Linked DNA regions of Mus musculus: regions 1 and 2 are each linked to region 3. A link is a loop called in an ENCODE intact Hi-C map of the cell type or tissue named here. Cell type or tissue: heart. All regions are shown on one strand. Region 1 overlaps Syn1 (synapsin I). Region 2 has its middle 30 kb from the start of Gm26065. Region 3 has its middle 20 kb from the start of Gm26065.

What was found. A loop is a pair of places that touch in the nucleus more often than their neighbours do. Peaks named below come from ENCODE experiments on the same cell type or tissue, not always from the same donor. Only the 100,000 strongest peaks of a DNase experiment are listed, where the experiment ranks them.
Region 1: a loop joins it to region 3, with 2.8 times the contacts of the local background. A loop is called at or near these places in 4 of 42 quality-filtered maps.
Region 2: it touches region 3 in a loop (5-fold over the local background); 3 of 42 quality-filtered maps call a loop at or near these places.

The regions. Positions count from the first base shown.
Region 1 is chrX:20,870,199-20,878,198 of GRCm38, forward strand. The region is part of intron 5 of Syn1 (synapsin I); the gene reads right to left. It overlaps Timp1 (tissue inhibitor of metalloproteinase 1), which reads left to right. Exons shown (of 6, transcript NM_011593.2): 1 at 1-126; 2 at 836-964; 3 at 2,579-2,658; 4 at 2,852-2,978; 5 at 3,170-3,294; 6 at 4,273-4,539. The coding sequence starts at 841. The coding sequence ends at 4,434. Among named protein-coding and RNA genes, the nearest start is that of Timp1, 4.0 kb to the left of the region's middle. In heart, no CTCF peak of the experiment used is centred here; no DNase peak of the experiment used is centred here; H3K4me3 peaks cover 450 bases; H3K27ac peaks cover 466 bases.
Region 2 is chrX:20,766,221-20,774,220 of GRCm38, forward strand. No RefSeq gene overlaps it. Among named protein-coding and RNA genes, the nearest start is that of Gm26065, 30 kb to the right of the region's middle. In heart, a CTCF peak has its summit at 4,967 (motif pointing left); a DNase peak (open chromatin) is centred at 4,961.
Region 3 is chrX:20,816,229-20,824,228 of GRCm38, forward strand. It overlaps a transcript of Araf not described here. Among named protein-coding and RNA genes, the nearest start is that of Gm26065, 20 kb to the left of the region's middle. In heart, CTCF peaks have their summits at 3,102 (motif pointing left) and 4,057 (motif pointing left); DNase peaks (open chromatin) are centred at 3,133 and 4,033; H3K4me3 peaks cover 859 bases; H3K27ac peaks cover 481 bases.

The sequences.
Region 1 (8,000 bases), 54 kb after region 3:
TGCGTCCAGGAAGCCTGGAGGCAGTGATTTCCCCGCCAACTCCGCCCTTCGCATGGACATTTATTCTCCACTGTGCAGCCCCTGCCGCCATCATCGCAGATCGGGGCTCCTAGAGACACACCAGAGGTAAGTGGGAGCCGGGTGTCCTGGCAGAACTGGGGCTTGCCTGGAGCCTGTGTTGGTGCGGCTCATGCAGCCCTTGCCAGACTAACTGCTCACGTGGCTTGCAGGTATCAGGATCCCTAGTTAGCTAAAGAGGAATATAACGGGAGAGGGCCTGGAATGATCGTCCCAAGCTGGACTCTCCAGACTCCTTCATGCCTTTGCTAAGTGCTCCAAACCCACAAGCCTTTAATACCTTGAAGACTTCCCAACTTGCCTGTCCCTCAATCCTTATGGTTCCTGGTAACTCCCCTGTTCTCTTTGCCATGTCTGGTTCATGGAACTTCAACAGTTCTTCTGCCTACAAATTCCTCAAGCATTACCATTGTCGTAAACCTCCAAATTCCCCAAGACCCTTAACCCCCATTTTCTCCAGCTCCCTAAAACCCCAAACCTGTTCTAACCCCCCAATATCTCTGAAATCCTCAGCCCATTATATTTTAATAGCCCTAATTCCTCATTATATTTCTCCAGTTTCCCAAACTCCAAATTCATCACTACACAAATGTCAGATTTTCCCAATTCTGTTAAATTCTCAACGTTCTCCGCTCCCTTATTCACCAACTGCCACAACTCCATTCTCTAACCTAAAGAGGTCCCAAATCTCCCTAGGACCAATGGCCATGTAAGCCGTTGGTCTGGGAACCTATTAACACCTACTCTTTACCAGCAGATACCATGATGGCCCCCTTTGCATCTCTGGCATCTGGCATCCTCTTGTTGCTATCACTGATAGCTTCCAGTAAGGCCTGTAGCTGTGCCCCACCCCACCCACAGACAGCCTTCTGCAACTCGGACCTGGGTGAGTCTGGCCCCCTTTCTGTCCCTCTTAATCCAATAGGGTTCATTATGGCAGTTGTCTCTAGGACAGTTCTACTTACCCTTCCATACATCTGCTTTTGCCACACTGACATCCTTGGGCCTAAGCCTACCTTTGTGCTGGCTGCTCCCAGTACTATGTACATGCTTTTCTGTAGTTATCTACATGGGTGGCTGCCTTAAAAGTCATCTTACTGAGGTGCTTGCCTACTTTTATTTAATTTTAAATTTAATGCCAGCCACATAGTACTCCTGAACCTTTGTTACATATGCTGTTAATGGCACTTCTTAGGACACAGGCAGGCAGACTTCATTCAGGACCATGACAATTAGAATTTGCCAAGAGATGGGGGTGGTGGGGGGAGATAGATTAACTCTCAACATTACATGGGCAAATGGAACTCAATGGCCAAGGAACAGTTTGGGAGTTGGTGAATGGGAAACCATTGAGAAGAAATATCAAAGGCAAGAGGATTCAGGCTAAATCCATTAAAAAGATTATTTTTATTTATGTGTATGTTTGTGTGTATTCCATGTGTGGTGTGTAGGTGCCTGTGGGTCCTCAAGGCATCAAATCCCCTGGAGCTGGAGTTATGAATGGTTGTGAGCTACCCTATGTGGATTCTGGGAACTAAACTTGGGACCTCAAAGAGCAGCAAGTGCTCTTAACCATTAAGTCATCTCTCTAGCCTATCAGCTTACTTTTTGTTTTTGAGACTAGGTCTCACTATATAACCCAGGCTGGCCTTGAACCCCTGATCCTTCCCACTCAGCCATCCAAGTGCTGAGATTGCAGGTCTGTGCCATCACACCCAGTTTAGGTCTCTTGAAAACTGGCTAGTATAATCATCTGGTGGCCCCATCACATACTGAGGAGAATCAGATAAGGGTGGGTGTTTTCACTAACCTAATTTAGGATACTTCGCTACAAGTGGATTTTAAAGAGAAACTGTACTAATGAGCTTGGAAGAAGGTTAATGAGCCTGAGTAAATTGTGGTCAAGCAAAGCATCTGTCAACCCCTTCCCTATTCTAATTTTCTAACCCACTTAATAGCCTGTAACAATCCACATACCTTTTTTTCTTTTTCCCCTTGGTACCGGGGATTGAACCTAGGATCCAGGCAAATACTGCACAATTGAGCTACAAACCCAACCCTTTTTTTGGTGAATTTTTTATTTTAAACAGGTTCTCACTAAATTGTCTAGACTAGTCTTGAACTCAGAGTAAAGTGATCCTCCATCAGGCTCTGACAGAGCTAGGGTTACAGGCCTGTGCCACCATGCCTGGCTACTTAATGTTAGTCTGTCTCCTCCTGGCTTGAATGTGAGCTCCATAAGGAAATGGATTCCTGTATTTGGGTCACTGTCCCTAACACCCTGAACAGTGGCTGGCACCAGGCACTCCAAAATATTTGTTGAGTAAGCCAATAAATGGATATATGAAAAGGGCTTAAAACAGTGCCTAAAAGAATAGACAATATGTAGATGAATCAACTGATGTGGAAGCCATTTGAATTATGCTGTATATATGCTTTGCTGCTATGGGTTCATGCTGCTTGCCCATTTGATTCCCCATTTCCCCTTCCTTTCCTCTAGTCATAAGGGCTAAATTCATGGGTTCCCCAGAAATCAACGAGACCACCTTATACCAGCGTTATAAGATCAAGATGACTAAGGTATTTTCCCTTCCCTCCCTCCCTCCATGGCTGTACCTAACCTATTCCTTCTCCTCAAAATAGAAGCATCTAACCTTTCGTTGGTGTGGATGTTTTCTGTAAACTTGTGATTTAGATATATTGCCATCAGGAAAGAGAGTGGAGTGGGAGGATTATGTCAGTAAAAGATGTACTTTTTGTCACTCATGGGCAGATGCTAAAAGGATTCAAGGCTGTGGGAAATGCCGCAGATATCCGGTACGCCTACACCCCAGTCATGGAAAGCCTCTGTGGATATGCCCACAAGTCCCAGAACCGCAGTGAAGAGTTTCTCATCACGGGTGAGGCCCCGCCCCTTCACCTTGGGCCACATCCCTAATGCTTTCAGGCAACTGGGAGGAGTTAGGCTCTAAAGGAAAAGGGCCTGGTTGAAATGGGAGTGGGAGGGTCTGTAACCTAATGCTAATTAGGTGACCACTCCGACCCCACCCAGCCAATCCAAAAGCCTATTGGTTTCTTGCTTCTCTTACAGGCCGCCTAAGGAACGGAAATTTGCACATCAGTGCCTGCAGCTTCTTGGTTCCCTGGCGTACTCTGAGCCCTGCTCAGCAAAGAGCTTTCTCAAAGACCTATAGTGCTGGCTGTGGGGTGTGCACAGTAAGTGCCTGGACCCAGTTTTCCTCCAGGAGATAAGTCTTGGAATGGTTTCTTTTTCCCTCTGGCTATTGTATGCAGTTGTAGTTGCTGCCCAAACCCAATCACTATCTTTGATTTCTCTTGCCATTGCTCCACCCCTGGGCCTGTTCTTTTGGAAATTTTGGTTGTTTTGTTATCTCTGGACTGCCTGTTCCCTGAACCTTCGCTGTCTGTCTAACTTTCCTTTGTGACTATTCTGAGACACCACTCTCTGTTTCTGACCTCCCCGATTGGATTTTGCTTCCCCAGGCATAAGCTGCAAGAATTCAAAGGACTATTCTCCAAATCCACAGGGACACACGCCAGCCATCTGACTATTTCAAAACTTTTTCCTGGTGGCACCAAACATCCTCTGACCAGCCCCCTCCCCAGTCATTGTCCAAGAGCCTTGCTGCCTTTCCTTTTAAAAAAAGATTTATTTATTTTATGTATATGAGTACACTGTAGCTGTCTTCAGACACATCAGAAGAGGGCATTGGATCCCATTACAAATGGTTGTGAGCCACCATGTCATTGCTGGGGAACTGAATTCAGGACCTCTGGAAGAGCAGTCAGTGCTCTTAACCACTGAGCCATCTCTCCAGCCCTCCCTGCTGCCTTTTCTTATGCTTGCTCTTCCTGCATGCCAACTGTTCCCCATACTATCACTTCTCTGCCCTGTGGGACGGTTCTTCAGGAGGCCTGTCTGAGTGACTTCAAGTGACAGTTCTCTAACAGCAATTCCAGAACACTGGCTTTCTGTTCCTCAAATGGGAGAAGCTGTTCTTGGGTTTAAGCACAAGTAGGGCAACACAAACCCTTCCTAGCAGCTCCCTGGTGTGTGTGTGTGGGGGGGGGGAGGGCGGGAGAGAGAGAGAGAGACTGAGACTCTATACAAGGGAGAGAACAAACAGAGGGAAAGAGAAATCCTCAGAGATGGGCCTTTTTCCCCTCTTCTAGGTGTTTCCCTGTTTATCTATCCCTTGCAAACTGGAGAGTGACACTCACTGTTTGTGGACGGATCAGGTCCTCGTGGGCTCTGAGGACTACCAGAGCCGTCACTTTGCTTGCCTGCCACGGAATCCAGGCTTGTGCACCTGGAGATCCCTTGGGGCCCGATGACCTGAAGCCTTCCCCCAGGAAAAACTGAAGCCTGAACACTGTCTACTTTTCCTCCATCTTTCTTTCTCTTAGATGGTGAAATAAAGAACTATCAGACAGCAGCAATATTTCTGTATAGTGTTTGGGAACAAGCTTAAGATACTGATAACCTGCTGGGAGCTTCCAGAAACCAATGAACAAGGAAAAGATGCAAAATGTTGAGTTTGGAGGCTAGAAATGAAGCTTAGTGGTAGAGCACATGCCTGGTATGTAGAAAACCCTAGGTTCAATCTCTAGCGGAAAAATAAAGCGGGGGTGGGGTGGGGTGGGAGTGGGGAATAAAGGCCAGCCTAGTCTACAGAGCAAGTTTGTGAAGTTCAGGACAGCCAGGACTACACAGAGAACCCCTGTATTGGAAAACAAAACAAAACAAAACAAAACAAAACAAAACAAAACAAAAAAGGTGTTGAGTTTTTATACTTTACAGAAATTTTGATATATTGGTAATAATCTCAACATTGGGATTAGCACTGAGAACCTGCAAAACAGAAATGATCATTACTTTGCATTATCAACTAAAATTCATTTAATATTCCCTCTACTCAAAACTTAGACATCTTAGTACAGTAATTTTTTTGTTTCCTTTTATTTCTCTGTATATGCTGGTGTGTATTAGAAAAGGTTTATACATGCCATGGCAGGCAAATTATAGCCTTGGGTGTCTGACCTCCGCTTTACTTTGACACGGGTCTCATTGTTCACCCCATACACTGGGCTAGCTTTCCTGGTATTCTTTTTTCTCCTCCCCCCAGTTTACATATGAATGCAAGTCAGCTACCGCTGCTCAGCTTGATGTAGATTCAGTGCCAGGTTGTCATACTTGCATGACAAGTGCTTTGTCCATTAAGACATTTCCCCAGCTCTATTTTGCCACCCACCCCCATTTTAAGACAGGCTGACCTCAAATTTACTGCAATCCTCCTGCCTCTGTTTTTTCATTCCTGGGATTATAATAGACATGTTCCACCAGATCATGCCTACTATAGAAAGTTCTAATTCCCACTCGCCCAAGCTTCTCTAGTTAATGAATTACCCCACAGATGAAAATTCCTCTATTCACAGATATTACCCATTGACAAATTTGTTGAGAAATACCCTCATATTAACTGGTAAACATCTTTCCTTGCCTCAAGGGTTGTCCTGGTAGTCTAATGAAGATGTTTCATCCAAGCCTTTGTTCTTCCTAAATCTGACTTAAGCGAGAGGAAGGGGACCTAGAAATGTCACCTAGCCAGGAGCTCTGGAAAATGGGATACAGCTGACCTTATATCCAGAAGTATGCTGGAGCAAATGAGTGATGCTGAAAACCCTCTGGTTTTGATCCTCTTGTTCCTGTCATTCTGACCGACTGTGCAGGGAACACTCACTGTGCACAGACATGGGGTTACGACTTAATATGTTTGCTTTCTTCTTTTCCTTTGTGGTACTAGGGATTGAACCTAGGCTTTATATGTGCTAGGCAAGCAGCACGCCCTATTATATATAGTAGGCCATATCCTCTAGGCCCACGTACGGTTGAAAATTAGGACCATGCAGGTCTCAAAATGAGACCCTCAAATTTCTTGATCATTTTTCTCTGTAAAATTTGAATGGGAAATCTGACAAGCATCGCTCCAGAACTCTAGGATTTCCAGCTCCTACAGATGGATCCAGGTCTGTCCAACCTCTTCCAGCCCTGGGGTCCTAACCCATACTATAAAGATTCTGACCTGGGAACCAGAAATTCATATTGAGGCACTCAAGAGAGCACCGAAGTATTGTGTTGACGTGAATTTGCTTGATTAAAAAAAAAATAACTCCAATGTGTCTCCTTTAGTAAACAAAAGGATCCTCAATTCCCTCCCATCAGACTACCCAGTGCTAGAACAGGTATGCATGGTATCTTTGCCTGTAATCCTAGCACTTGGAAGGCTTAGGCAGAGAGATCACAAGTTTAAAGCTAGCTTGACTTACATGCAGTGATCCTTTCTCAAACACACACACACACACACACACAGAGAGAGAGACACAGCCGGGGTGAGGGAGAGAGAGAGAGAGAGAGAAAACAAAGAAAAAGAATTAACACGTCTTGGGTTGGGGGGGGTGTGGTTCATTGATCTAACTTATAAAACAAACAAAAAAAAACCCATGGAAGTACAGACTTCTGTAGGATATTCTAGGTCAGCACATTGTGGTCCCCAGGGTCTCTGTAGTTTTGCCTTATAGTTTTTTACATTGCTAGGAGGCTTATGCAGGCCCAAGTTATACTCTATATATCAGGATGAGCAGAATTATTAAAGACAGTATCTCCTATATTGCTCAGACTAGCCTGAAACTTGTTATGTAGCCGAAGCTGGCTTTGAATTCATGATCCTCCTGCCTCAGCCTCCTTAACCTTAGGGATACAGGCAGGTATCACTATGACAGACAGATTTTTTTTTTTTAATTAGATACTTTTTCTTTCTTTCTTTCTTTCTTTCTTTTTTTTTTTTTTTTGGTTTTTCGAGACAGGGTTTCTCTGTATAGCCCTGGCTGTCCTGGAGCTCACTTTGTAGACCAGGCTAGCCTCGAACTCAGAAATCTGCCTGCCTGGTGCTGGGATTAAAGGCATGCACCACCACACCTGGCTAGATACTTTCTTTATTTACATTTCAAATGTTATCCCCTTTCCTAGTTTCCCCTCTGAAAATCCCCTACCACCTCCCCACTCCCCCTGCTCCCCAACCCACCCACTCCCATTCCCCTATACTGGGGCATAGAGCCTTCACAGGACCAAGGGCCTCTCCTCTTATTGATCGAGTAGGCCATCCTCTCCTACATATATAGCTAAAACCACAAGTTCCACCATGTGTTTTCTTTGATTGGTGGTTTAGTTCCAAGGAGCTCTGGGGGTACTGGTTAGTTCATATTGATGTTCCTCCTATGGGGCTTCAGACCCCTGGGTACTTACTTTGGCTCCTTCATTGGGGACCCTGTGCTCCATCCAATGGATGACTGTGAGCATCCACTTCTGTATTTGCCAGGCACTGGTAGAGCCTCACAGGAGACAGCTATACCAGGCTCTGACAGGCAGATTTTGAGTACATGGTACATATTCACTTGAGAAGGGAATGCTTGCTGCAGCAACAATGTCTGCATAAACACTGTGCTGATGGGTAGGACTGCCAGACAGAGGTCTAGGTCCTGTTTTGGCCTTGGGAACTTTGTTGACATTGCTTCAGGTGCTTAAAAGATTTTGGCAGCTTCTGACCAGTCACCAAACTCTAGTACTAGCTCCCTGAACACCAATGAGATTCCTGACTTCAGTCGTGTTCCTTAGAACCCTCAACTATTTTAGCTCTTGGACGGAAGCAGAAGGTAGTAGGGGGAGGATAAAGATACTGAGAGCCATTCTTCTACCAACCTGTCAAGCACCTGTATCCAGACCTACTATGTAGGAGAAAATGCAAGAATGACCTGATGGTCAGCCACCTGGCATACCACGCTGTTTCTAAGTAAGAAGCATGGTGGTACATTACATTCCTGAATTTTCTCAGAAGTCCGATCAT
Region 2 (8,000 bases), 50 kb before region 3:
AAGCAATCCCACTAAAATCAGGGACTAGACAAGGCTGCCCACTTTCTCCCTACCTTTTCAACATAGTACTTGAAGTATTAGCCAGAGCAATTTGACAACAAAAGGAGATCAAGGGGATACAAATTGGAAAAGAGGAAGTCAAAATATCACTTTTTGCAGATGATATGATAGTATATATAAGTGACCCTAAAAATTCTACCAGAGAACTCCTAAACCTGATAAACAGCTTCGGTGAAGTAGCTGGATATAAAATAAACTCAAACAAGTCAATGGCCTTTCTCTATACAAAGAATAAACAGGCTGAGAAAGAAATTAGGGAAACAACACCCTTCTCAATAGTCACAAATAATATAAAATATCTTGGCGTGACTCTAACTAAGGAAGTGAAAGATCTGTATGATAAAAACTTCAAGTCTCTGAAGAAAGAAATTAAGGAAGATCTCAGAAGATGGAAAGATCTCCCATGCTCATGGATTGGCAGGATCAACATTGTAAAAATGGCTATCTTGCCAAAATCAATCTACAGATTCAATGCAATCCCCATCAAAATTCCAACTCAATTCTTCAACGAATTGGAAGGAGCAATTTGCAAATTTGTGTGGAATAACAAAAAACCTAGGATAGCAAAAAGTCTTCTCAAGGATAAAAGAACTTCTGGAGGAATCACCATGCCAGACCTAAAGCTTTACTACAGACCAATTGTGATAAAAACTGCATGATACTGGTATAGAGACAGACAAGTAGACCAATGGAATAGAATTGAAGACCCAGAAATGAACCCACACACCTATGGTCACTTGATCTTCGACAAGGGAGCTAAAACCATCCAGTGGAAGAAAGACAGCATTTTCAACAATTGGTGCTGGCACAACTGGTTGTTATCGTGTAGAAGAATGCGAATCGATCCATACTTATCTCCTTGTACTAAGGTCAAATCTAAGTGGATCAAGGAACTTCACATAAAACCAGAGACACTGAAACTTCTAGAGGAGAAAGTGGGGAAAAGCCTTGAAGATATGGGCACAGGGGAAAAATTCCTAAACAGAACAGCAATGGCTTGTGCTGTAAGATCGAGAATTGACAAATGGGACCTAATGAAACTCCAAAGTTTCTGCAAGGCAAAAGACACCGTCAATAAGACAAAAAGACCACCAACAGATTGGGAAAGGATCTTTACCTATCCTAAATCAGATAGGGGACTAATATCCAACATATATAAAGAACTCAAGAAGGTGGACTTCAGAAAATCAAATAACCCCATTAAAAAATGGGGCTCAGAACTGAACAAAGAATTCTCACCTGAGGAATACCGAATGGCAGAGAAGCACCTGAAAAAATGTTCAACATCCTTAATCATCAGGGAAATGCAAATCAAAACAACCCTGAGATTCCACCTCACACCAGTCAGAATGGCTAAGATCAAAAATTCAGGTGACAGCAGATGCTGGCGTGGATGTGGAGAAAGAGGAACACTCCTCCATTGTTGGTGGGATTGCAGGCTTGTACAACCACTCTGGAAATCAGTCTGGCGGTTCCTCAGAAAATTGGACATAGTACTACCAGAGGATCCAGCAATACCTCTCCTGGGCATATATCCAGAAGATGCCCCAACTGGTAAGAAGGACACATGCTCCACTATGTTCATAGCAGCCTTATTTATAATAGCCAGAAGCTGGAAAGAACCTAGATGCCCCTCAACAGAGGAATGGATACAGAAAATGTGGTACATCTACACAATGGAGTACTACTCAGCTATTAAAAAGAATTAATTTATGAAATTCCTAGCCAAATGAATGGACTTGGAGGGCATCATCCTGAGTGAGGTAACACATTCACAAAGAAACTCACACAATATGTACTCACTGATAAGTGGATATTAGCCCCAAACCTAGGATACCCAAGATATAAGATACAATTTGCTAAACACATGAAACTCAAGAAGAATGAAGACTGAAGTGTGGACACTATGCCCCTCCTTAGATTTGGGAACAAAACACCCTTGGAAGGAGTTACAGAGACAAAGTTTGGAGCTGAGATGAAAGGATGGACCATGTAGAGACTGCCATATCCAGGGATCCACCCCATAATCAGCATCCAAACGCTGACACCATTGCATACACTAGCAAGATTTTATTGAAAGGACCCAGATGTAGCTGTCTCTTGTCAGACTATGCCGGGGCCTAGCAAACACAGAATTGGATGCTCACAGTCAGCTAATGGATGGATCACAGGGCTCCCAATGAAGGAGCTAGAGAAAGTACCCAAGGAGCTAAAGGGAACTGCAACCCTATAGGTGGAACAACATTATGAACTAACCAGTACCCCGGAGCTCTTGACTCTAGCTGCATATATATCAAAAGATGGCCTAGTCGGCCATCACTGGAAAGAGAGGCCCATTGGACTTGCAAACTTTATATGCCCCAGTACAGGGGAACACCAGGGCCAAAAAGGGGGAGTGGGTGGGCAGGGGCGTGGGGGTGGGTGGATATGGGGGACTTTTGGTATAGCATTGGAAATGTAAATGAGCTAAATACCTAATAAAAAATGGAAAAAAATTAAAAAATAAAATGTAAAACAAAACAAAACAAAACAAAAAAAACAACAACAACAACAAGAAAAAAAACCTCCTTGCTAGCCAGGCATTGTGGTGCACCTGCAAGGTAAATGCAGACCTATTTCTGTGAGTTCAAGGTTGTAACTATTTTTAGGCCAGATAAAGCTACACAGTTTGACCTTGTCAAAAAAAAAAACAAAAAACAAAAAACAAAACCTTGTTAGGAAGGTCTTGGATACTAAAGTGGAAGTTACTGCTATTGTTTTGCTAAATGGACAAGTGGTGCCTGTCAAACTTACCTTAGAAAGAATCAGTTCATCTGGGCGATGGTGGCGCACGCCTTTAATCCCAGCACTTGGGAGGTAGAGGCAGGCGGATTTCTGAGTTCGAGGCCAGCCTGGTCTACAGAGTGAGTTCCAGGACAGCCAGGACTATACAGAGAAACCCTGTCTCGGAAAACGAAAAAAAAAAAAAGGTGTTACCATATCACACTCTTCAAAGACCGGGGAACATTATGAAGAGACAGACAGGAAGAATGCAAGAGCAGGAAAAATGGGGCAATGGAGTGGGACTTCCTGGCAGGACATGGCAGTTGCGCTCTTGAACTCACAGCAGCTATGATTCCCTGTATCGGATCCCCACAAGATTGGAGCTCATCAACACCTTGTCATTAAAGGAGGAGGGGTTCAGAGGACCCACCCTTCCTCAAGATCTATAGGCAGATAACAGTTTTTTCCAAGTGCTATAAGCACTGGCACATTTCCTGTGGCAATACATTATGATAAAAATATCTTTTATGCTGGGCATGGTGACGCACGCCTTTAATCCCAGCACTTGGGAGGCAGAGGCAGGAGGATTTCTGAGTTCGAGGCCAGCCTGGTCTACAAAGTGAGATAGAGAAACCCTGTCTGGAAAAAAAAAACCAAAAAAAAAAAATCTTTTACATCCCAAGAGACTGGAAGTATTGCTGGACCTCACAGCCAGAGTTAATAGTAATTATTTATTTATTATTATTTATTTACCTTGAGGTCACTTGAAACATAAGATTGATCTACTACTGTGTGTATAACCTGTTTGTTTGCTCAACCTATCTTTAAGAGAACAATGTAACTTGGTAAGGTGGTGCACACCTTTGAGTCTAGCACTTGGGAGGCAGAAGCAAGTGAATTCAAGGCCAGTCTGGTCTAAATAGAGACTTCCAGGATAACTAGGGCTACCCAGTCTCAAAAAATAGAATGATGTTTGACTCTGATGCAGTCTCAGTTCCATTCCCTTCACTCTAGACTTGCTGTTTGTGCAGCAATCATTTGTGCTCCTTTAGGCTATCTTCTGCCCTCTCCCTACATTAGACCACAAAGACCTGTGCTGATAGACAGACCAGACAACTTCATATTTGCTAAGGAGTCCAGAATCTGATTCGTACACACAGATATTGGAGAGCTGCAGCCTTTGCCATGCAGCCCCTCAGGCTTTCTTCTGGCTACCTAGCTTCAGGTATTAGGAAACAGTTAGGAACAGCTCACCACTAACTATCATAGACTGACCAGGCTAAATCCCAGCCTCTTCTGCAGTCAATTGGCTGTTTGTATCACCGCCTCTTCACTTTGCATAGTAACTTAGTAATGGCAGCTTCTTCTTCTTCTTCTTCTTCTTCTTCTTCTTCTTCTTCTTCTTCTTCTTCTTCTTCTTCTTCTTCTTCTTCTTCTTCTTCTTCTTTTTTTCGAGACAGGGTTTCTCTGTGTAGCCTTGGCTGTCCTGGAGCTCACTCTGTAGACCAGACTGGCCTCAAACTCAGAAATCGCCTGCCTCTGCCTCCTAAGTGCTGGGATTAAAGGCATACGCCACCACGCCGGGCAAGGGCAGCTTCTTATTAGTAACAGCCTGCTACTTTTCTCTGGCAGTCACAGTACCACTTCTTCCTCTGCTACCTCCTCCTTGTCTTCTGATTTTTCAAGTCAGGGTTTCTCTGTGTAGCCATAGCTGTCCTGGAACTCAGAGATGGGTGGCTCTGCTTCCCTAGTACTGGGATTAAAGGAGTGTGTCAGCTCTTCTTATTTGTAGGTATTGGCCAGCTGACTCATCTATGTGACAGTCTCTTAGGGTTCTGTCTCCCTCTTCCTCTTTCTCCTTTGAAGAAAGGATTTTATCTTAGCTGGGCAAGGCTGCTCTCATGTAGTCCAGGCTGGCCTCAAACTCATTTTATAACTCAAGCTAATTTTGAATTTCTTGTCATCACACCTCTGTCTCACAAAGGCTGAAATTATAGATATGATCCACCAGGTTTAGCTAAAATATTGCTTTAAAGATGTTATTGGGGCCAGAGAAATGGTCAGAGGTTTAAAACCCTGGCTGCTGCTGTTTCAGAGCCATCTGAGATCTGGTCCCAAGGTGGTTTGGCACCCTCTGCTGGCCTCTGGGAGTACTGCATCCATGTGATCCACTGACGTGTATGCAGGCCTGCCACCCATAAACATAAACTAAAAATACAGGTAAAAAATGTTATTGGGTGGCAAGATCTGGAAAAAATGGCTCAGAGAAGCAGAGTTTGCTTCCCAGTTGCTTACAACAGCCTGTAACTCTAGCTCCAGGAGATTTGATGCCTTTTTCTAGTGCTACTCACTTCACTCACATATTACATACGAACATGAGCACACACACACACACTTGGGGCCACTGAGATGTCTTAAGATGTAAGGACACTTGCCACAAATTGCAATGACTTGAGTTTACAGGGCCCACATGGTGGAAAAAGAGAACCAATTCCCACAAGCTCTTCTCTGACCACCACACATATGCCATGGCACACACACAATGTAATAAAATGTTATTTACCAGCCGGGCGTGGTGGTGCACGCCTTTAATCCCAGCACTTGGGAGGCAGAGGCAGGTGGATCTCTGAGTTCAAGGCCAGCCTGGTCTACAGAGTGAGTTCCAGGACAGCCAGGGCTATACAGAGACTTAAGTTTATTGTCCAGAGGGAAAAGAGTTCATTACCATCACCATAGGGAAGTGCAGCAGCAGGAGGCACACCAGCAGGACAATCTCAAACTGTATCAGCTCACCTCTCAAACTGTAGTGGGAAGTAGAGTGAGCACTCCTCCAACAAAGCCACACCTCTGCAAATAGTACCGACAACTAGGAACCAAGTATGCAAATGCCTGAGACTACAGAGAATGCCTCATTCAAACACTCCTGTATTAGAGGGAAAACACTCTACCCTTACCCTCCAGCTCTTAAATCCTTTCATCGCTGTCTTCTCAATCTTCTCTGAGCCTTTTCTGAGTGTTGGGCTGACTTGCCACCTCCACAGTCACTTGTTCTCAGGAGTTTAACCTGCTATGAGTATCTTTGGCTACCACCCCCTACTATACGAGGTTCTTCACAGGTGTTAGAGGGATGGCTTTGTGGTTAAGAGCACGGTCTGCCTTTCCAAGAAACCTGGGTTCAATTCTCAGCACCCACATGGTAACTTATGACTGTGTGTAACTCCACTTCAAAGGGATCTGACACCTTCACAACAATGTACATAAAATAAAGCTAAATGAGTTATTTTATTTGGGGGGGGGAGGGGTTGAGACAGGGTTTCTCTGTATAGCCCTGGCTGTCCTGGAACTCACTTTGTAGACCAGGCTGTCCTCGAACTCACAAATCTAAATCTGATTGCCTCTGCCTCCCAAGTGCTGGGATTAAAGGCATGCGCCACCACTACCCAGCTGTTACTGGTTATACCATGGTTCTTGGACCACTGCATTCTTCAGATGTGGGGTGCTGCAACTGCAGTAGTAAACACCACACAGGACAGCATGGCCACCCAAGGTCCAAGCAATTAAATTTTATGTGAAATAGGACCTGAGCTTAGTTTCCCAGTAACTCCTAACCACCTATTACTATGGATCCATGGAAATTCAACACCTCTGGCCCCTGCAGGCACCCTCCCACACCAATCACACACACACACACACACACACACTCACTTACACATACACTCTCACACATAATTTTAAAATTATATAAACAAATTTAATTGCTGTATAACACCTTTATAAAGCTTGATAGAGACCGAGCTTTAAATAAATCTTAACTCTTTTACAAGACTCACAAGACCCGTGTTTTGTTTTGTTTTGTTTTGTTTTGTTTTTCTTCGAGACAGGGTTTCTCTGTATAGCTCTGGCTGTCCTGGAACTCACGTTGTAGACCAGGCTGGCCTCGAACTCAGAAATCCACTGCCTCTGCCTCCCAAGTGCTGGGATTAAAGGCGTGTGCCACCACCGCCCGGCTAAGACCCGAGTTTTTTAACTAGAAGCCTGACACACTTAGTAGAAACTTAGCAATTATCTTGATGAAACAAAATCTTTTTTCAGGCATATTAATGAAATAAAACTGAAAGTGCGGAGCTAAGTCATTGCCCTTATCTTTGTGTTCTAGGACTCACAGAGCTTAGAGGATCATCTTGCAGATGAAGGCTATTGTCTATGAGAGTGAGACTATAAACCCTGGACAAGACCCATCATGCCCTGGGAGCCAGTTTGTTTTTATAGGCAATAGGGACGATTTTAGACCACTCACGGGCTAGTTTAGAGGCAATGGCTAACCAGATAGCATCCTGACTAAGACTTTTTATTTGTACGCTTTGTTTTAAAACTTTCCTTGTGCTATGAATTCAAAATATGTGGACTAACTTAATTTTAAAAATGTATATGGCCATTTACTTATAAGCCAGTTTGAAGCCAGGCAGTGGTGGCACACGCCTTTAATCCTAGCATTTGGGAGGCAGAGGCAGGCGGATTTCTGAGTTCAAGGCCAGCCTGGTCTACAGAGTGAGTTCCAGGACAGCCAGGGCCATGCAGAGAAACCCTGTCTCGAAAAAACAAACAAACAAACAAACAAACAAACAAAAGCTAGCTTGATGTCATGTAAACAATATATAAACATAAGCATGAGTAACAATATGTACATATTATGTCTTTATGTACACATAAAGACAGCTTTAAGGGCCAGTGAAATAGCTCATCGGGTAAAGGTATTTGCTTCAAAAACTTAATGGCCTGAGGTCAAGCCCTGGAAGCCACATGAAGGAAGAAGGAGACAATCAGTTCCATAAAGTCATTCTCTGACCTACACATGCGCACTGTAGCACATGTAACCCCAAACACACACAATATATATATACCTATAAAACACCCACACGCAGCTCACAACCATCTGAAACTCCAGTTTCTCAAGATCTGATGCTTTCTTCTGGCTTCTATGAGCAACAGGCACACACATAGTACACAGGCATACATAAAGCCAAAAAATCATACACATAAGGTAATAAAAGGAATTTTTTTTCTCATTTTTCTTTCTGAGACAGGGTTTCCCTGGCTGTCCTGGAACTCACTTTGTAGACCAGGCTGGCCTCAAACTCAGAAATCCGCCTGCCTCTGCCTCTCGAGTGCTGGGATTA
Region 3 (8,000 bases):
AAGTTGTCCCTGAGATGTCTGCACTCAGACAATCGTTTCCTTACAACAGTAGCTGTTCGGCTACTGGGAAGTCCCTGGGGCCTGGGACTTAGCATTTAGTTTCTCCTTCTGACTAAATGGAGTCTGAAAATGAAATGAATTTAGAATAAGTTTTTTTTTTGCTTGTTCCATATATATATTCAGGTAAAATATACACATTAAATAAAAATAAATACGTTTTTAAAATACTTGCTGGGCTGGAGAGATGGCTCAGCAGTTAAGAATGGACATTGCAGCTAACCATGGTGCCACATACATATAATTCTAGAGGCAGACAGATCTCTGAGTTTGAGGCCAGCCTGATCTATACACCAAGTTCCATAACAGCAGGAGAGACACAGTGAGAACCTGTCTCAAAAGAAAAACTAAAACCAATAACAAAACAACCTCCCCAAATTTCACCCCATAGTTGGTTGAAGTATGGATATGAGACCTATAGATTTGGAGGACCATATTAAAAATGATGGAGAAACAGAGTGGGAGGATACAACCATGATCAGAAAGTAGATTCCTCCACTTAATATATGGCTCTCAAGTTGCCATTTCTACCTTAGCTTTGACAATTGGAGAACTGTCATGTATTCTTGGTTCTAAAGCACACTATTTCCCATTCTAATGCATCCTGAGATTCTGATGAACAGCATGGGTGAAGTGAGTGAGAAATCCTTCCAGATACTAGGGCAATGTGGTTGGGTGTCAGGGTGGCCTAGGACATACAGCAAAAATAGCTGCGGCAGATAGATTCGGGAAGTAGGGAAAATGACAGTTGTCATTTCCTGGTCCCTTTGATGCCCTCCTCCTAGACACGTGTAGTGGTTGAAGGCACAAGTCTTATTTGTGCCCTGCAGCTTGGCACAACGACAGGAAGTAATGTAGACAGGTCCACCCCCTCCCTTCCGTGCCTGAGTCAGTTCCAGATCCTGACTCATGCCTCCATTGACTCAAGTCATGGTGACAAATTGGAAGAGAGAGGCCATGCCAGGTGCAGAGAACAAAAGAGGCCAACACTTTCCTGAGCAGAAGAAGAGGGACAGGAATGAGTCAGGGTGGCTCCACTTCTCACCCCCACTCCTCCAACATCTTGCTGCCAGGTCCTCTCTGACGCCAGGCCAACCAGGCATGTGGGGTGGGGGAAAAGGACAAGTTTGTTCGGCAGTTTTGACAGACATAGACCTCAGTCCGTCTGCAACCAGAGCTGTGCATCGAGAATACAAGAGATAGGACACTCTTTCCATCACCCTTTCAGTCCAAAGGACCAAGATAGAATGCTCCTCCACATTTGGGTGAAAGATGCCGAAACTTCCTCCTCTTACATGGTGTTGTCTGCTGAGGTTTCCCTTCTGTGCCTCTGTGGGGGGGGGGGGGTAGGGGGTGGGAGTGGGGGGAGCAGTGCGAAAGCAGATTCCTTCCCTGGTCCAGTGCCCTCACCCACATAGAGTCAAGTGATCAAATAGAAAGGACTAGCTTAGGAAATCCCTGGAAGTGGTTGGTGCTTGTTTAGTTGGGGAGGAGGTGTTACACATGCACATGTGTGTGATATGCACTCTCAGTATGGCCCAGATTGTCTCGAGGAACTCATCCTACTGAGTAGCTGGGACTACAGGTAGTGCAACCATGCTTGCCACAGTGCCAGTTTAGTGTCTTTTTTTTTTCACAACGATGTATTGGGCACCAAATTGTGCCTAGCCCATATCATCTGGGTCTCTTTAAGTTCCATCTATCACGCCAAAAGCCTTGATGCATAGGTGCTCTGAAGCTCCCTAGTAGGAATCACAGACTTGGAGTGGAAATCTGCCTCGTTTGTCTGATACATTTGTATGGTGTGTGTGTGTGTGTGTGTGTGTGTGTGTGTAGTTTCTAGGAACCTGTAAACTGGAGTCTAAATGTCTGGCTTCTAGTGCCAGGTGTGAATAGACTTGGCCAATTTATTAGACTGAGAAATTCTTAGCTTTTTTTTTTTTCTTTTGAGACAAGGTTTCTCTGTGTAGCTCTGGCTGTCCTGGAACTCACTCTGTAGACCAGGCTGGCCTCAAACTCATAAATCCGCCTGCCTCTGCCTCCCAAAGGCTGGGATTAAAGGCATGCACCACCACTGCCCCGCAATTCTTAGCTTTTTTTTTTTTTTTCAGCAGAGAAATATTAATAGGAGATCAGGAGGCCTAGGATTTTTAGATTTGAGAAGGGGCTAAAAGATGAGCGTTGTTGGTCAAAAGATGGAATGCCTGGGTAGAAGTAGAAAGGAAACAGATGTGTCTCTCTGACAGCTGAGGTTTAATGGGGAACCCTAATGTTTTCCTCAAATCCTGCCCCTATAACAACCAAGTTGCAGCTTGTATCTCTTCTTTTGTAAACAAAGGGAGGATCATACTTCATTTGAATATCAGTTCATCTACACTCAACCAATTTCAAAATATGGGAAAGTACTTCCACATCTACAAAAGGTTTTTGTTTTTTGTTTTTTGTTTTTGTTTTTTAGTTTGAATTTTTTTTTTGTCTTCTCTTTTCATTATTATTTGATTTTTGAGACAGGGTCACTGTAGCTTAGGTCAGCCTAGAACTCACTATACTACATATAGCCCAGCCTGGCCAGGAATTTGTGATCTTCCTGCCTTAGTCTCTCCTGTTACAGGATTAGATTTAAATTAATCTTTCTGTGTTGTGTCAGTAATATTTTTGATGGTTTCATAACATTTTAGAGAAACCATCTATAGGTTTCCTTAATTTCTTAGTCCACACTTTCCCATACAATATTTGAATTCAAATGTTTCCTCTTACAGAAAATACAAGTACCTTTAAACATATACCTTTCAATTAATATCTATCATCTATCTACTTATATTGATTAAGAGAGGATGAGGATGGAAAAGAAGATGGGGAAGATACTAAGAGGTGGGAAATGGAACAGATGATTAGTCCACGTAGCAAACCTAGATCCTGATGATGGCGCTTAGGCAGGCAGAACTGTAGCCACCACTGCAATGCGCGGTAGGGAGGCAGCCCCTCCCTGGGACTGCGGACTGCGTGGGGACGCCATCATGCTGCAGACCTTGGCCTTGGCCTCAGGCGGTCTCTGGCACCCCCTGGCGTTCATGCTACAACCATCAGTTCTGGTTTTCTCTCCCCGCCCCCCTTCTCCACTTTGCATCTCCTGGGCTTTCTCCTGGCCGTTCCCTCCCCTGCCTCGTCGAGCCCTCCCTCGTGTTAATTTCAGAGTCATCTCCCGCGGGCACTCTTGCAGAACTAGCTGGTGTTGCTAGGCCTAGAGAGAATAGGCAGACAGAAGAGCCCGGAATGGCTGGCCAGCAGGGCTCATGATACAAGCCCCTGTGGGTACTGCGGCCGTGGGAGTTAATCTCGACCTGCCGCAGCCCCTGGAAATCTCCGGACTGAAGCCTCTGCAATGAAGCAGTACCTTCTGCTTTCTGGCTCTAAGAGGAGCTGCCAAAAAGAACAGAACAATTTTGGGTTGGTGATTGTGGCGCTTGAAGAGTCATGGACTCCATTCGCCTAGCTGCAGGCAGAGGAATTGGGATGTGAGGGAGGTCCAGAACACTCTGGGCTCAGGGATTTGCCAGTCCTAGGTTCATGTCCCAATAAATGCCTAGATGGCATCTCAGATGGCAAGACAATGTTTTTAAGAGCCAGCAGAGGGAGTTGTTGGTGCTAGGAACCAGCCTCCTCCCCAAGTCCTTTTCAACCAGATAATACCCCTCCCTATTCATCCATTTTGCATCCCCTTTCCTCTTTTTCTCAAGTCCAACCCTGTTTAGTTCTGGGTTTTACTCTGCACACACATGCACACGCACACACACACACACACACACACACACACACACACACACACACACACACACACTGCCCCCGGTGCTGCACAAATCCGCTAGGAAATCACTCCAAGTGGGAAACAGTTAACATTTCATCATCCAGCAAATCATGCTTTGCCACGCCTCTGCTTGCCTCTGTTTGCTTGGACCAGACAGACTATCTCTGCTGCCACCCTGGGGCCAAAGACTGTATGACCTGACCCAAACCCCACAGGACGGATTTCCAGGCAAGAGACATGACCCTCAGTAGACAAAAGTGAAGGTTGATTCCAGAAAGCACCGAGCTGCTGCTTGCTCTAGGGACCCTACAGATGTAAACAGTAGGGCCACTTCACCTGTGCGGCTACCGAGAGGAGGGAAAGGAACCTATTAACACCGAGGCTAGGGGTTCCAGCTAAGACACTGAGTCACTGGGACATTTTAGGTCTCAGGACGTGGATACTTGATTGGAGCTCACAAAAACTTGGGATCCACACATATTTTCCCATTTCTATCAACTGGGCTAGCTAGGTCATCTTCATTTATCTGTCTACACAATCATATGTGTCGATTTCCTTGACCACTGAGATGCAAAGGGGTATAAGAAGAGCTCTGGGGAGGAAGACAGGGCCACATCACATTCAAGTGCAGTTAGGGACCGCAGAAGACCTGTTGTAAGTCTGGGGATAGAAAAGGGGGTGCAACCTTTCTTGCACTTTATAAAGGGCCATGGCTAACACCCTTTAGCCAAGAGTAGTTAACACAAGGAAAGCATATGTGCGCGCACACACACGCACACACACACAAATATGTCTTCTCACAGTTTTACTTGATACAGTGTTACTGGGGAAATGCGGACTCCCATTTGGATTCTTAATAAAAAGAATTTCAGCCAAGGCTACACAGAGAAACCCTGTCTCAAACAAACAAACAAACAAACACAACAAACAACAACAAAAAGAATTTTAAATCAGACTGAGAATGAAGCTGAAGGACTATTTTATAGAATTTAAAAGAAAAACAACAGAACAGGTGAGCTGTAATCTTGCCAGCTGCCGAGTGAAGGGAGAGTTAGTTATACTCCTCCTCCCTCCCTCCCTCCCTCCCTCCCTCCCTCCCTCCCTCCCTCCCTCTCTCCCTCCCTTCCTTCTTCCTTCCATCTTCTTTTCATTTCTTTTAGGGCTTTGGTTTGGTTTGGAAACCTTGTGTCTCCTCCCCACTATTATCACTATGCATCTCATTGTGCCCGCTATGTCAATTTGGTGGTTGGCACATAACTAGAGTATGGTCAAGTAGGTTAATGTAAATGAAGAAAATATCTAATAAAAAAAAGAAAGGTTAGATTCCTTAGCATTATTTTTAGTTCTGAAACAACCTAATGTCTTATTTACCAATTCCTTCTCTGTCCAAAACTTTCCCTCTTTTGTAAAATAGCAATTTTATTCATTATTAAATGATTTTTTAATTCTCATTTTTAAAAAAGTAGGTTGCAATAACCTCTCCTGCCACAGACAGGATGTCTCTGACACCTACAGATTGGTAGATCTCTTATGAGTTTGAGTGAGTGTCAAAGACACTATATATAGTATAGGCGCTAATCTCAAGTGCAGGAAGTAATAATCTCAGAGATATGTGATAAAAGGTTAATCATCTCTGGTTTTGGCCAATGGCAAGCTCGACTTATTACTAAATGGCCAATTATGGAGTGGGAATGATAGCTCAGGGTTTAAGAGGACTGGCATTTCTTCCAGAGGATTCAGGTTTGTTTCCCAGCACACATAGCATACAACCCTCTGTAACTCCAACTTTTGGCCTCCATGAGCACTTGGCACAGAGGTAGTACACATGTATACACGGAAGCAAAACATTTACAGGGTTCTACAACCACTACTTAGTTCTTTAACATTTTTTTTTTGTCTTTTCGAGACAGGGTTTCTCTGTATAGCTCTGGCTGTCCTAGAACCCACTTTGTAGACCAGGCTGGCCTCGAACTCAGAAATCCACCTGCCTCTGCCTCCCCAAGTGCTGGGATTAAAAGAGTGCACTACCATGCCCAGCTCTTAACATTTATTTTATATTTGACTACACCATGAAGAGTGAGCACTAGTCCTGCTAAAGTACAGATGAAACAAAAACAAACAAACGAACAAGCCGGGCGTGGTGGCGCACGCCTTTAGTCCCAGCACTCGGGAGGCAGAGGCAGGTGGATTTCTGAGTTCGAGGCCAGCCTGGTCTACAAAGTGAGTTCCAGGACAGCCAGGGCTACACAGAGAAACCCTGTCTCAAAAAACTGAAAAAAAAAAAACCAAACAAATAAAAAACTACTTTAAAAAATAATACATTCTGAAAAAAAGAAAGTCAGTTTCGTTGTAACAAAATACATAACTTCCTACAGTGTAGTAGTTACAGTCTTAGGTAATTATCCTAGAAATGAATACCCCCAGTCACATTGAAAACTTTACTGGAACGATCATAGCAACTTTATTAATAACAAAAGTGGAAGCATCTTGTCTTCCATAGTCACATGAGTGGGTAAGCCATGGTGTATCCTACCATGAAATGGCACCCAGTGATAAAAAGGAACAGTCAGGCATAGTAGCACACATCTGCAATCCCAGCCAGCAGTCAACAGGTGAAGGCAATAGTTCAAGGTCATCTTTGGGTACTACTATAGAGTTGTTCACTAGAGTTCAAAGCCAGCCTAAGCTAAATAAGAATCAGTCTTTTTTTAAAGGAAATTAATTATAGGTAAGAAAATATTGATACAATGGAATAACTTAGATGAATTTTCAAGGCTTTAAACTGAAAGACTCCGAGAGGAGCCCCTCGCTCAGGCCTTGGGACAATAGCAGACACCCAAGAACTCACGAGAGACCAAGCTTGATATAAACCACATGAGGCTTTATTGGGGAAAGCCAGAGCTCTGGGGGCGACTCATATCCCATGCAGGGGTAGAGGAGTCAACCCCAAGGGGAAAGGGGTCCCAGTTTTTATAGGCCCTCAGGGGGGAAAAGAGAAGGGGGGAGAGTAGGGGATTTCCAGATCTAAACAATGTCTATTCTCAAGAAATGGGTATGGGAGGGGTACAAGGAAAGAGTCTGGTGTAGGTGAAGCAACTCCAGATTGGCCCGGCTGTGGTTGCTGGGGAGATTTTCCAACTCTTCCCCAGCAACCAATATCACAAACACCTACCAGTGAACTTCAGCAGTGGGCACACACCTGGGTTCAAGGAACGGTCAGAACATTGGCAGACACATGGGTTCTAGGAGTGGCCAGAGCATTGTGCACCTCTATTTTTCCAAATCAGTGAAGCTAGTTCTGCTAACACTGATGTCTATCTTGCCAATTTCAGGGCTTCTGTGACCTTTTACATTCTGTCAGGATCTTTCAAAACTAAGTGGAAAAAGCCAAATCTGGATGAGCACACATGTGGCCAGGCCTAGTGGTCCATACCTCTAATCCTAGCACTTGGGATGTGGAAGGCCAGATGAGTTCTAGTTTGAGCCTAGGCTACACAACTAGATCTAAGGCAGCCTGGGCTACATGGTATCCTCTCTGCCCAAACAAAATAATGTATCATATATTTTTTTTGCTTTGTTTTGTTTTGTTTTGTTTTGTTTTTTTCGAGACAGGGTTTCTTGTAGCCCTGGATGGCTGGTCTCAAACTCAGAAACCCACCTGCCTCGGCCTCCCAAGTCCTGGGATTAAAGGTGTGTGCCACCACTGCCCGGCTTATATTTCTATTTATATAGCAGTCTTTTAATGACAGAATTTGAGGGATAGAGCAGATTAGTGCCAGATCTTGAGGACACAGATGGGAAGTACATAAAGGTCATGACTGTGGTCCTGAGTCAGGGCAGTAGAAGAGCCCTTTGGGGCTGAGCTGTTACATCGGAGTGCATCTCTAGCAGATGTGATCAGTGGAGGAAATCTGGTGAAGGCCATGAAACCCTTTTCTATGTCGTTACAGCTGCATGTTAACCACATCCTTAAAGTCAAAGTTTAATTTTATCAGGTATGTTGGCACTTGCCTATGATCTCAGCTACTTTGAAAGTTGATGAGTTTGAACCTATGAGGCCAGCTCTCTAAAGAACAAATTTTAAAATTATGACAAGTGATATCAGAGGCCACCAGCAGGATGGTCATCTATGTAGTTC